Regions from separate parts of the Homo sapiens genome. Here region 2 is linked to region 1. The links are chromatin loops, found by intact Hi-C in ENCODE. Cell type or tissue: chondrocyte. All regions are shown on one strand. Links, peaks and the distances in the headings refer to the core of each region. The heading gives the core; the rest is flanking DNA.

Region 1 (5,772 bases), core at 1,430-3,929:
TCAGCAAATACAGAGCTGCCTGACGCTTTCAGCAAGTGTGCGATGCCATTCCCTTTTGTGGATACATGGTAATTTATTCAATCAGTTCCCTATTAGCAGGTGGTTTCCCATCTTTCACTCTTGCGATGCTGTGTGATTAACTTTGCACATCTGCCTCGAACACTTACCAAAAGATATGTTGGATAAATTCCTGGAAGTACAATTCCTAAGTCAAAAGGTATGAGTGTTTTTAATTTGATAATTATTACCAGCCAGTAGGTTTAATCAATGCATACCCTCATCTGCAATATATGAAGGTACCTGGTCAATACAGCTATGGGAGAAAGCTCATGGTTCAACTTTGCACCCTCTAATGAAATGGGGCATATATCAACATGTTTATTGGCCATTAGTGTATATATATATATATAGATAGATAGATATTTTTACCTCTTTCTCTGTTGATCTTTTTCTGTTTGATTTGGAGGCACTCTTTGTTTATTAAAGAATAAATTAGTCCCTTGATTTGGGATGCCTTTCCTTTTGTTTGTTTGTTTGGTGTTTTTTTTTTTTTTTTGTCATGACTATTTTATGGGTCTTTTTTCATTCAGAAGATTTTTGTGTGGTTGATTTTATTGTTTTTTTAATGTATCTGGGTTTGGGTTCAAAATTTTAAAAGCCTTCCTCACTCCAAGACTGCAAGTCTGCTGACTTGAAATCCCCACACTTCCCCCTCTCACACACACAATGTATAAAATTTAACTCTATTGCAGTTAAACTGCTAAATACTGTCAGCCAAAATTAAGGCTATTGAGGCAGAAATAATTTGAGAAAGGTTTACTGGAAGCCAAATGTGAGGATTGTTCCAGGGTCAGAATAGTTCTATGAGAAAGTTTAGGAGCAGGGAGGGGAGGGCACTCCTTACATTGGAGTTGTCCTTTCCATTGGAGGGTACCAGGGTGTCCCAAAGAGGTTACAATCATTAGCTTCAGATTACAACACAAACACATGCTAAAGCATTCTATCTGCAAGACAACTGGCAAAACTTCATGATTCAGAGACAAATCAGGGCCTGGTGCACTGGTTCATGCTTGTAATCCCAGAGTTTTTCGAGGCTGAGGTGGGGGATCCCTTGAGGCCAGAAGTTTGAGGTTACAGTGAGCTATGATGGTGCCACTGCATTCCAACCTGGGCCACAGCTCAAAGCCCCATTTCCAAAAAATAAATAAGTAAAACAGAAATAAATCAGTGTCTTTTTTCACATTGATCTGTATGTTGACAGTTGGAGAAGGGTACGAGAAGATCTGAGGGATTCACGAGAAGACCCTTTACTCAGGGGACAGGATGCAAACCATGCATCATGAAACCTTCCCCAAGCAGGTAACTCGGAAGGCTGCCAAGTGGGACCTGTAGGCTCTCAGCACCTAGCCGTGGAATGACAGATCCAAGCTGGAAGGGATACGGACAATCCATAGGTCCCACCCGCCTCTTTCAGCAGTGAGAGAATTGAGACACCGTCGGGTGTCTCCTGAGGTCACCCAGCTAACTGGCCCCAAGAAGCACAGGCCCCAGGAAGCCCACCCTTTGTCTCCCCCAGATTCTGACCAACCCCCACATCATCTCCTTGCCTGGTTTCTCTGGGGAACCAGGAAAAGAGCTGAAGAGTAGCTTCTGCTTTATAATGTTCACATTCCATTTCTAGTTGAAATTCAGTTGATTTTTAAATAATGCATCGCCTTAGATTGTGGGTTTTGGCAGGAATTTCAAGATACAGATAAAATTCCAGAGAGTAAAAAAGAGAAACACGTTTACTGCCAATTCCTTTTGAGGGGAATAGAAAAACATATTTTTGAATAAGCTCATCCTGGGTTCAGCTTCCCCTGTGAGAAGGACACATATAACAATAAGAAATTAAGGGTTCGGGAAGGAGAGGGGCCACCCTGTGCTCACCCCCACACAGCCCTGCAGGAAAACCCAGTGAACGGTGCCCAGGTGCCTGGCTGACTCCTGGGCCGGGAGGGGACATGGAGGGACAGTGGCCATCAGGCTCTTTGTGGACACTGGGGATTAACTACTGCTCGTTCTCAGCTCACTGGTGTCCAGCCCATCAATAACCTCATCAATAACCTAACTTTGGTCAATTAGGTTGGAGTCCGAAGGTGACTGATTTGCGGCAAGGTTTTCTCTCTTCCTCTGTAAAGTGGAGTCCTTCATCATTCATCGCAAGTAGACAACTCGCTTCCTAATGCCTCTGCATTAAGGAGCCAGGCGCTGCAGCTCTTTGGTACGTGACCTCAAATAGATTCATGCGTCCTTCTGCTGACACGGTGAGTACCTCCTGGAGTCCAGGACTCAGAGCATGGACACACCCTAACTCCAGCTAGGGGAGGGCGAAGCCACCTGCACCTGGGAGGCTGGCGCTGCCTAAGCGGGTCAGGCAAGTCCTCGCCTTGGAGGGGAGAGTCCTTAGTGATTTTCCCTGGCTCTGCTCCCACCGACGAGACGGACTCAGGAGGGGCGAACGGTATGTGGGGCGGGGACGCTTTGTTCAGATGGCGTCATCAACCCCAGGTCCGTCTGGTCTTTTTTATTCACTGCATATTAAGGTGCGTGCGGCCTGTGGCTGGTCCCTGTCCTGCACACCTGTATGGCCTGGACTAGGCCTGAGCGCCTCAAGGGCCGAGCTGGGTCCTCCCCACCCGCCGGATTCCCCAGCGCCCAGGCTGTCTCCAAAGAATCCCCCCGAGAGCAGGTCCCCGCTTCTCGGGCGTCGGGGCTCGCCGCAGTCACGCTGCACACCCTCCCGGCCTAGGGCGGCGCCGGCCCGGGACTCGCGTGTCTCCCCGCGGCGCCGCGCAGGACCCGGGCCTCGGAGCCCGGCAGCATCCCCTGCTGGCCGCTGGGCTGAGGAGCCGCGGGAGGCGGGGAACGCGGGGCCGCGGGGGCTGGGCGGGCCGGAGTGCGCGGTAGAGGGGGCGGCGCGGCCGGGGTGCGCGGTAGAGGGGGCGGAGCGGCCGGGGTGCGCGGTAAAGATGGGGCGGCGCGGCCGGGGCTCGCCAGCACCAGCCCTGGAACCCCATGGGGGACCTCGACAACAGCGCCTTTGCGGCGTGGGCCCCTTTCTGCAGCTCCTCCACCCGCGCGCTGTCGGCTCCGGGACACTGGGGCTTTGAAGGGCGCCAGTTCCCAGCCGCACCTGCACGCCTAGGAGGGCGCAGGCCGCGTGTCCCTGTGGGAGGAAGGCCCCGGCAACCTGCAAAGACCTCACGTCACAGAAACTTGCGGCGTTTGCCCCCGATGCGCGCGTCAGGTGCTCCGTCCCTTCCAGGTGGCAGAGGAGAGGGAAGGGTCGCGCCTGGTGGGGGCCTGAGAGCCACCGGGCTGCGGTGCGCGAGTGTGGACACCGCCCCGCCTTCTGCGTCTACAGCCCTGGGTTCTGGGACCTTTGGAAACCGCTTTGGACGAAGCTGAGCATCTCTTTCCCCACGCTGACCTCCCCCATAGACTCCGGATGGGAGTAAATGAGGGTAAGGGTGCCGTCACCGCAGGAGGTGGATTTTCTATGCTCCACAAGGCAAAAAATCTGTTAATTTTCTGCAGTTTATGTTATTTTTTCTAAGTTTGTAGTTTCCTCTTCCAAACGTAGAATTTATATTCATAGAACTAGAATTTATATTCTTAATGCAGAATTTATACTCATAATGCTAAATACATATGCTTTTAAACTCTACCCCCTAATAAAAGCACGAGGCAGTCTCTCCCCTGAGGAATTCGACCCCGCCGCACAGCCCCCACTCCGAGGTCACATCGCAGCTGAAAATTTCAGCAGGGAGTGAGGGACTTGTCTTTCCATGATATCATTGGATGTTACCTAACACATATACATATACATCACATATGTCATATGTGATATAGTATGCCCATGATACATGACATATTGATTTGAGAATTAGTTTGACTACCCAGGGAGCCACTCCAGGGCAAGGCCTGTATTTAAGGATGTGGCCAGTATCCAGACTGTGTGTGCTGCAGGGGAGGGCTGTGGTAGACTAGAGGGAAGGACCGAGGGAGGGAAGAAGGGGAAAAGGAAGAGGCAGGGAGTTTTTCCACGAAGCTGTTTCCCTGCAGTTCCCCTTGGTTGGTGAGCCCTGGGGGGCCATGGCCGGTTCCCCGGAACATGCTCGGTCGGCTTCTTCTCTCCAGGCCCAGTCCTCTCTGTGTTCTCCCTGGAAGGGGAAGATGAGAAGATGAGCTGGGGCTTTAATTTTTTCCTAATTATCAAATCTTTAGTCCAAACCACTCTGCCCAGCCTTGGTGATGGGAAGGCCAAGGGTATGGCAACAGTGAGTGTCTCTGTTTCCAGGTTGCAGTGAGGACCTGGAAGGTCAAGAGACAAGGTAGCCCAGCACCTGGCCCTCATGGTATGCAATTTCTGCTTCGGGATGATGAAAAAAAAAAAAATCCCGGGCTCAGTTCCTTCTTGAGGTGCTGGGCTCATAGCTAACCTTGTCTTTTCCCCTCACTGCCGTCACCCAGCCTCCTGTGAACAAAGCATCACAACAGTCAGCATCACAAACCCCCATCAGCCCCGTGCAGTTGCAGTTGTGCTGGACCAGAGCCCATCAGCCTGGCCTTCGGGCTCTCCTCCACAGCGCCCCACCCAGCTGCTCAGGATGGCCATGACCATCTTCCATCTGACGCTGTGTGCTCCCTGCACCTGGCCCCAGGATGCGTGCAATGGGCTAAACTGTGTCCCTCTTGAAATGCATGTGCTGAAGTCCTAATCCTAAGTACCTCAGAATGGGAGCTTATGTGGAGGGAGGGTCTTTACCAAGTTAAATCGAGTTATCAGGGTGAGGCATCAGCCCATATGACTGGTGTCCCTACAGAAAAAGGGAAATGTGGCGACAGACACACACACACACACAAGGAGAACACAGTGTGACCATGAACATGGTCATGGACAAGCCAAGGAGAGAGGCCTGGAACCTGTCCTCCCCACACAGCCCTCAGAGATGACCAGCCCTGCCCACACCTTGACTTTGGACTTCCCACCTCCGGAACAGAGAAACAATCCATCTCGGTTGTTCAAGCCTCTAATTTGTGCTGCTTTGTGATGGCAGCCCCAGGAAACTGAAACAATTCGCTAGCAGGCAATGAAAAGGGCAGGCCCCCCAGCCCAGGCCAGCTTCAAAGTGAGTCATCTTCCCCTCTCCTTTCCTGAGAGGCAGCCACCTTCGCCTGCTGCCCCAGCACACACCAGACACCGTGCCCAAACACTGGCCAGTCCCCAAAGGGCATGAGAGAAAAGTCATCCATCCCTGAAATTCACAGGGAAGGCAACCACGTGGCACCCACTTCTCTTAGGAGCATCCTGAAAGAGGGTGCAATTAAGCCAGTTCAATTTGGAATTGCTTAAAAATGTGGATTTAAAGCAGAATGTAAAAAGGAATGATTTCCAACAGTGCTAGTGAGGTTTTATTTTTTTACTTTTTACAGCTCCTGGGAAATCCAGAAACTCTAGAGAAGCTTGTTTGCCAAACCTTGCTTTGGGCGGTGGAGACAGAATATCATGTCCCAGATCAGCGTGTGGTGACTGTGGAGGCATTTACACACAGCACACTCCAGCTCTGCCACTGGGCCGGCTGAGGTGGCTGCGGTACACGGCGCCCATCCTGAGCCCCAGGTTCCTCACATGTCAACAGCATGAAAAGTGCCTCTAAGACATCCACAGGTGTGCAGTGTTAAAGCAGGTGAGTGTCCTAGTGTAGACTTAGCGGAGTGGGGCTAGGG
Region 2 (5,772 bases), core at 2,165-4,664, 1.7 Mb before region 1:
GAGCATTGAGCATCCAGTCTCCCACCCACCCCAGCTCTGAGAGCAGAGTCATCCTCTAGGCCCCGTCCTCATCCCTGCAAGCTCGACCTTTCTCAAGATTACTCAGCATCTGACCCTCAATCGGACACGAGGTGTAAATGAAGAGGCTCCTAGTACAGCGGGAGCTGTGGAAGACATCAGGAAGTGGCGATCTGAGCTGCTGAGAGATTAGACAAAAAAAAAAAAAAAATGGAGCCATTGGAATGCATGAAGGCCTATCCCGAGGGCAGCAGGAGACACTTCACAGTCACCCGAGTTCAGCCCAGAAGCACCTCTGCAGAGGAAAAGAGCTGCCTTCCCTTCAGAAGGGAAAATGTGATGCCGATAAAGGTAACAAGCCTGTCCCAGTCACAGAGGATCATCAGATCATCATACTGACAGCTAAGATTAAGTGAGAGGCAGTGCAGTGTGTCCCTAAGGCCGCGGGTGGAAGTCAGGCCACCAGCTCTGTCGTTAGTCATCTGAGTGACCTGGGACAAGTGACTGAAGCTCCCTGTGGCTCAGCCTCCCTGTCAGGAGGACCTCATGAACTTGTGGAGGGGACAGACGACAGTCGTGAGTTAGGCTGGCACAGAGGCAGCTTCTTACCAAAGTCGGCCTTGGCATTAACGACAAGGTGCCAGCACCCCCGCCGCATCACTGTCCAGCACTCCAGGGCTCTGTGGAACAGGAATTAATAATGACTCTACTGGGATTCAAACCCACATCAGTCTCTGAATCCAGCACCCAGGCACTTCTCTGCAATGAACGGTCACTCAGTGGGAGGATCGTGACAGAGAGGCCAGTGGCATGCTGCAATTCCAGTGGCCAGCAAAGCCCCCAGCTTAGCTCACACCCCTGGGCATCCTTCCCACCACCACAGTGCAGGAGACACTCACGGGCCCAAGATCACAACTTTGAATTTTCAAATGGCATGAAATGAGGCTTGCCATGCAGCGTTTAAGGAAACTGGGAAGGATATGAAAGGCATTTACATAATGATTTCCTTACATAATAAAAATGCTTAAACTTCACCGCCTTGAAAGAAAAATAAACTTCAGTTATGTGCCAAGTTAGTGTACATGGGACATCTCAGTTTTCTATTATGGGATGCATACGTTATACACTTAGAGGTATCTATATTCCCATGCTGGACCACACATGCAACAATTCAAGATGTATTTGTGCATAGTGTCCATTTGTAACTTGTGCTTTTTAAAAATTGTTTTACTTGCCATAAAAAGTAACTTTGACAATTTGTAATTTTGTTTAGGACTTGAATGGGAAAACTGTAGGCCTTTAGCAACTGCCGTTGCCTGGGAGCCAGTCATTTTTATAAATATTGGTTCCCGTCTCCCCTTAGTCGAAGTTTGCTGTGTTTGCTGTTTGTATTAACTGACTGAAATTTTTGTTCTTTTTTTTCTTGCTCTGTTTTAGAATATCTGTGCATGTGCAGGTTCCAGGGTGCCCTGCTGTGAGGAGCTGGCGGAGACTGATGCCTGAGGCCAGTCTCCCGGCAACTGCCCACAGCCTTGACCTGTTTACCTAAGATCAGCGGTTCACATTCAGGGATGGGTACTTTTTTTTTTTTCAATTTTTAACTTCACACTTGTAAATATTTGCTGGCTCTTTTTCTTTTTTAATAACAAAGGTTCTATTTGAAAAAGAAGCTTTGAAATTATTGTCTTACTTTAGAAGAAATGGCCAGAAACCCTCCCCCACCCTGCCTTGCTGCAATTATTGATGCTATTAATATGCCCAGGAAACGCTTCTTTCAGGTTGTTATAGCATCACGATGAAGAATTCTTGGCTAAAGAGGTTTCTGTCCTCCATGGGGGATCAGAACCGGCGACCCACAAAGCCTTTGGCTTCATTCCTGGTACCTTGTTCTATGCAATGAAACGTCCACCCAACCTTTCTCAGCCCGGGGCTTCCCCGAGCTCCTTCTCACAAAGACCTGATAACAGGAGGACTGTAGACCTTCATTTGCTTTCACCCTCAAAAGCATGCACACAGCCAACTGGGCGAGCAGATGAAAAGGTTAATCCCCCTCCTGGTCTCCACTCCACTCAGTAGAGAATGACCTGCTGTGATTTTCCTTTCCCCCATCTCCTACTTCTCCCTGGGGAAGTGCCAGGGTCCCCACCCCTGGAACTTGGCTGGCCATGAGGAGTCCTGTTTTCGTTTTAACCATCAGCTCTCAATTGATTCCAAACCAAAGGCGATGGGTTGCCTGTGAAACATAAACTAGGTGCTGCACCACGCACGTTTTGACCGACTGAAAATTTGAATTGCTAGAAAAGTGATTTATCCCATCTCAAGTTTCAATATGATTATTAAGTGAACTTCTTTTTTCCTTTTCTGGCAAGGGTTGAAAGAAAGGGTCAAGAATCAGCCCTGTTTATTTAGACAGTGGCATATTTCTTGATGGGCTAGGGATGACAACTGGCAGGTAGAGGTGGCCCCATGCAAACAGCAGGTGGAAGTGGGGGTGCTCAGCCTCTGTACTCTGAAGGGAAGTGGTCCGGTTGGCCCTGGGCGTGATGGGGCCCTAAGGAGTCACAGTTTGTCACATCCCAGGTGTGTCTCCGCCTAAGCCACCCTCGCAGCAGTCTCAGGCAAGGTCCTTGGGAGACCAGGCGGGGAGAGAGGGCCTCTGGCCAAGCTCCTTGCAGTCAGGGGAAGCTTGAGTCTCCAGGCCTCCCAGGACCCAGTCACTGACAGGGAACCAGCCCCCGCAGCTGGAAGCTGCCCCACCTCTAAAATCAGGTGGGGCTGCTGGAGCCAGGGCCACAGCTGCACTTCTGCTATTACAGAAGAGGTTGGTGCAACTGAGGTGGCCTGCTCTTGGCTTTGGGTGGTGACCGGGCTGGGAGGTTGGGCTTCTCCCTGAGATGGTCACTGCGTCAGGTATGAGGATGCCACACAGTCCTGCGCTCAATGGACACGTAACCTTGCACGAGGCCGACACATCGACAGATTGTCGCCTGGGCTGAGGAGTGGGCTGCAGCTGGGGCCCTCCTGAGGGTGACAGGGCCGGCTGGGAGGGTGAGCTCCCTGGGGAGCAAACACTGCATCGGGAGGATGGACTGTACCAGCCTGGCCTCCTAGAATGCAGAGCTCAAGCAGGTGGGCTGGGTCCAGGTTATGGACAGCACCTGCTAATAGGAGTCCTTCAAATTAACCTAAAGAACCAATATAAAGCCCTGGCCCAGAGCAAACAAAACATGGATGCTAACACTTTCTAATAGAGGATAACAGCAGAGAGGAAAGTCGACTGTGCACCGACAATCCCCAGCAGCAGCCACACAGCAATGCACTACACTGAGGCTCATTTCCAAGCCCCCTGCTCCTCTGACGTAGGCCCATGAGGTCCTAGGAAGAATTTATTCATCCTAGAAGGATGAATTAAATCTGTCTGACACTGGCCTGATTTTAGTACTGAAGGTCCTGCACCCCAGGAAGTCCCCAACTCGGTCCCAGGTAGACCAGGACAGTTGTTCACCCTAACTTGGAGGCTAGCTTTCAGACACCCAACACCCAATGCAGAGGGACAGGAAATTGGCCTCTCAGCCAAGCTGTTCCAGACCCGACCAGAAGAGGGCAGCCAAGGACCATGGCTGTGAAATAGACGTGGGGTTGCCAGGAATCTCCACAAACACAGGCCCTGGTCCACTTCCCAGGTCGAGGCCTCTTTTATGGACAGGGCTGGGGAGTGTAGACTTCGAGGGGATAGAACTCTAACATAGGTCCAATGAACCCACGGTCCCGGTGTTTGTGAAATGTCCTCGAAGTCCGGTCTCCCGTTCTGATATGCTTCAGTGTAAATTCTTCCTTAGCATTATTTGTTTTTATCAGATGTAAAGAATGAAGACGTCTTGTCATTTAACAAAAATGACAGCTGTGGTTTTGGAAGAAAAAAAAATTACGCCTTTTCATCAAGTATTTGGAGAATCACGGGACCCTTTAGAAGTCTCGTTGGTACTTTTTGTGCTGACACTGGCGGGGTGTGCAGCTGCCCCGACCATCAGCCCATCCCCGTCTGCGGGTGGAGATGGCTCATGGACAGGAGGCAACAACCCCGACGGGAGCAGCAGCTCCCGCAGGAGCCCACAGGGACATCCTCCTCTTCTTATCTGAGGCCTGCAAGTGCCAGTGCAGGAGCACCTCCTTGGGGCAGAGGGAGTGAGAGACAGGAAGGGGAAGGACTCAGCCCAGCACATGGGGGACCGTGGCAGGTGCACCAGGGGTGCCCCCGCAAGGGGCCGGCTGAGGTCAGAGGGGCTGCGACTCATGTAGCACCCACCTGCGGGGCTGACTCCAGAAACCAGGACCTGTGCCCAGGAAGCAGACCACCCTCCAGGCCATGCCCTTCCGGCATCAGTGAGGTGTGCAAACTGCTTGGCAACTGGGGTGCAAGGCCGGGCGCTCTCGAGGCCAATACATCAGCTGGTTTTATTCGTTAACACAGTGGTGCCTGGCATGGGGGAGGGCACTTAATAAACCTTTGTTGGATGAAGGGTTACGATCACCGACTAGCGCTGCTTTCTAGAACAATTTTCCTGGGAGTGCCCGGCCCTTGCTTTGCACCCTAAGTACTTTATATTGTCTTATGCTCTGCTAGGTTCCCAGGGCTGCCTGAAAACTTAAAATGAAATTGATAGCTCCAAGCAACAGAAAGGCTGGAGTGCTGGAGGGCAGAATTCTGAAATCAATGTGTCCATGGGGCCGTGCTCCCTCTGAAGGCTCCGGAGGAGACAATTGCCTTGCCTCTCCCGGCTTCTGATCCCTGTACGCATTCGGCAACTGGCTGCATCCCTCCATTCCCTTCTGACCTGGCCTTCTCCTCTTTTTTCCTGTGTCTCTCTGTGTCCAGATCTGTCTCTTATGAGGATATTCTCATTGGATTTAGGCCCACCCTCATCCAGTATAATCTCATCTCAATTCTTACCTTAATTCCATCTGCAAAGACCATATTTCTAAGTCAGGCAATGCTCCGAGGTTCCCAGTGTACAAGAATTGTTGGAGTACACCATTCACCCACTACACACACAGAGACAGCAGCCTCTGTGGCTGCCGACAGCACAGGCAGGCCCTATGTTAAACGCTTTCTTTGTGTTTTCACATTTTATTCTCAGAGTCACTCTATGAAGTAGGTTTTATTAGGATCACTCCCATTTTACAGGTAGAGACACTGAGGCAAGTTATGTCCCCTGTCCAAGGTCGGAAAGCTAAAAGGTGACAGAGCCAGGGATGGCCTCCAAATAGACATGAGCCAGCTGAGCCCTGCAGCCCCAGACATACCTGCCCCGTGTTGCCCCTCCAGATGGACTCGGCACTCAACTCTGCCAGAAAATGCCCCGGGACATGTTTAATAGATGATTAGAACTAGTTGAAGTTTTATTTTTTGTGACTACTTTGAAAATGCAGGACTATCCAGAACACTAATAGAGGATGAACAAAACCAGCTGTTGATATGTGGACATCCGTCCCTCTCTAAAATACTTGGCCTGCCACACACCAGAGGGAGTTCTCACTGATCTTAGATTCCTCAGTATGCCAAAGATGAGATCTTCCTAAACTTTTTGCTATAATTTGAAGGAGCATGACAAGTGAGGGCAAAACAAATTATACAAAAATTCTGAGCTTCGCACACTTCCTATGTAGAATGTTAGCCATGCAAGTAGCCTGACAAGGGTAGCCACGCTAACCACCAGCCCTTCCCTGGCACTTACAAGGGTAGCCACACTAACC

What was found. Hi-C counts contacts between places; a loop is a spot of excess contacts. Peaks named below come from ENCODE experiments on the same cell type or tissue, not always from the same donor. Only the 100,000 strongest peaks of a DNase experiment are listed, where the experiment ranks them.
Region 2: a loop joins it to region 1, with 9 times the contacts of the local background. A loop is called at or near these places in 4 of 110 quality-filtered maps.

Annotation. Positions count from the first base shown.
Region 1 is chr5:6,580,296-6,586,067 of GRCh38, forward strand. LINC01018 (long intergenic non-protein coding RNA 1018) reads left to right here and starts at 1,841. Exons shown (of 5, transcript NR_024423.2): 1 at 1,841-1,971; 2 at 2,125-2,306; 3 at 3,308-3,506; 4 at 5,479-5,732. RefSeq lists silencers at 2,923-2,972, 3,020-3,181. In chondrocyte, for the core only: CTCF peaks have their summits at 2,862 (motif pointing left) and 3,065; a DNase peak (open chromatin) is centred at 3,176.
Region 2 is chr5:4,876,270-4,882,041 of GRCh38, forward strand. No RefSeq gene overlaps it. Among named protein-coding and RNA genes, the nearest start is that of LINC02114, 110 kb to the left of the region's middle. RefSeq lists an enhancer at 3,489-3,558. In chondrocyte, for the core only: a CTCF peak has its summit at 3,631 (motif pointing right); no DNase peak of the experiment used is centred there.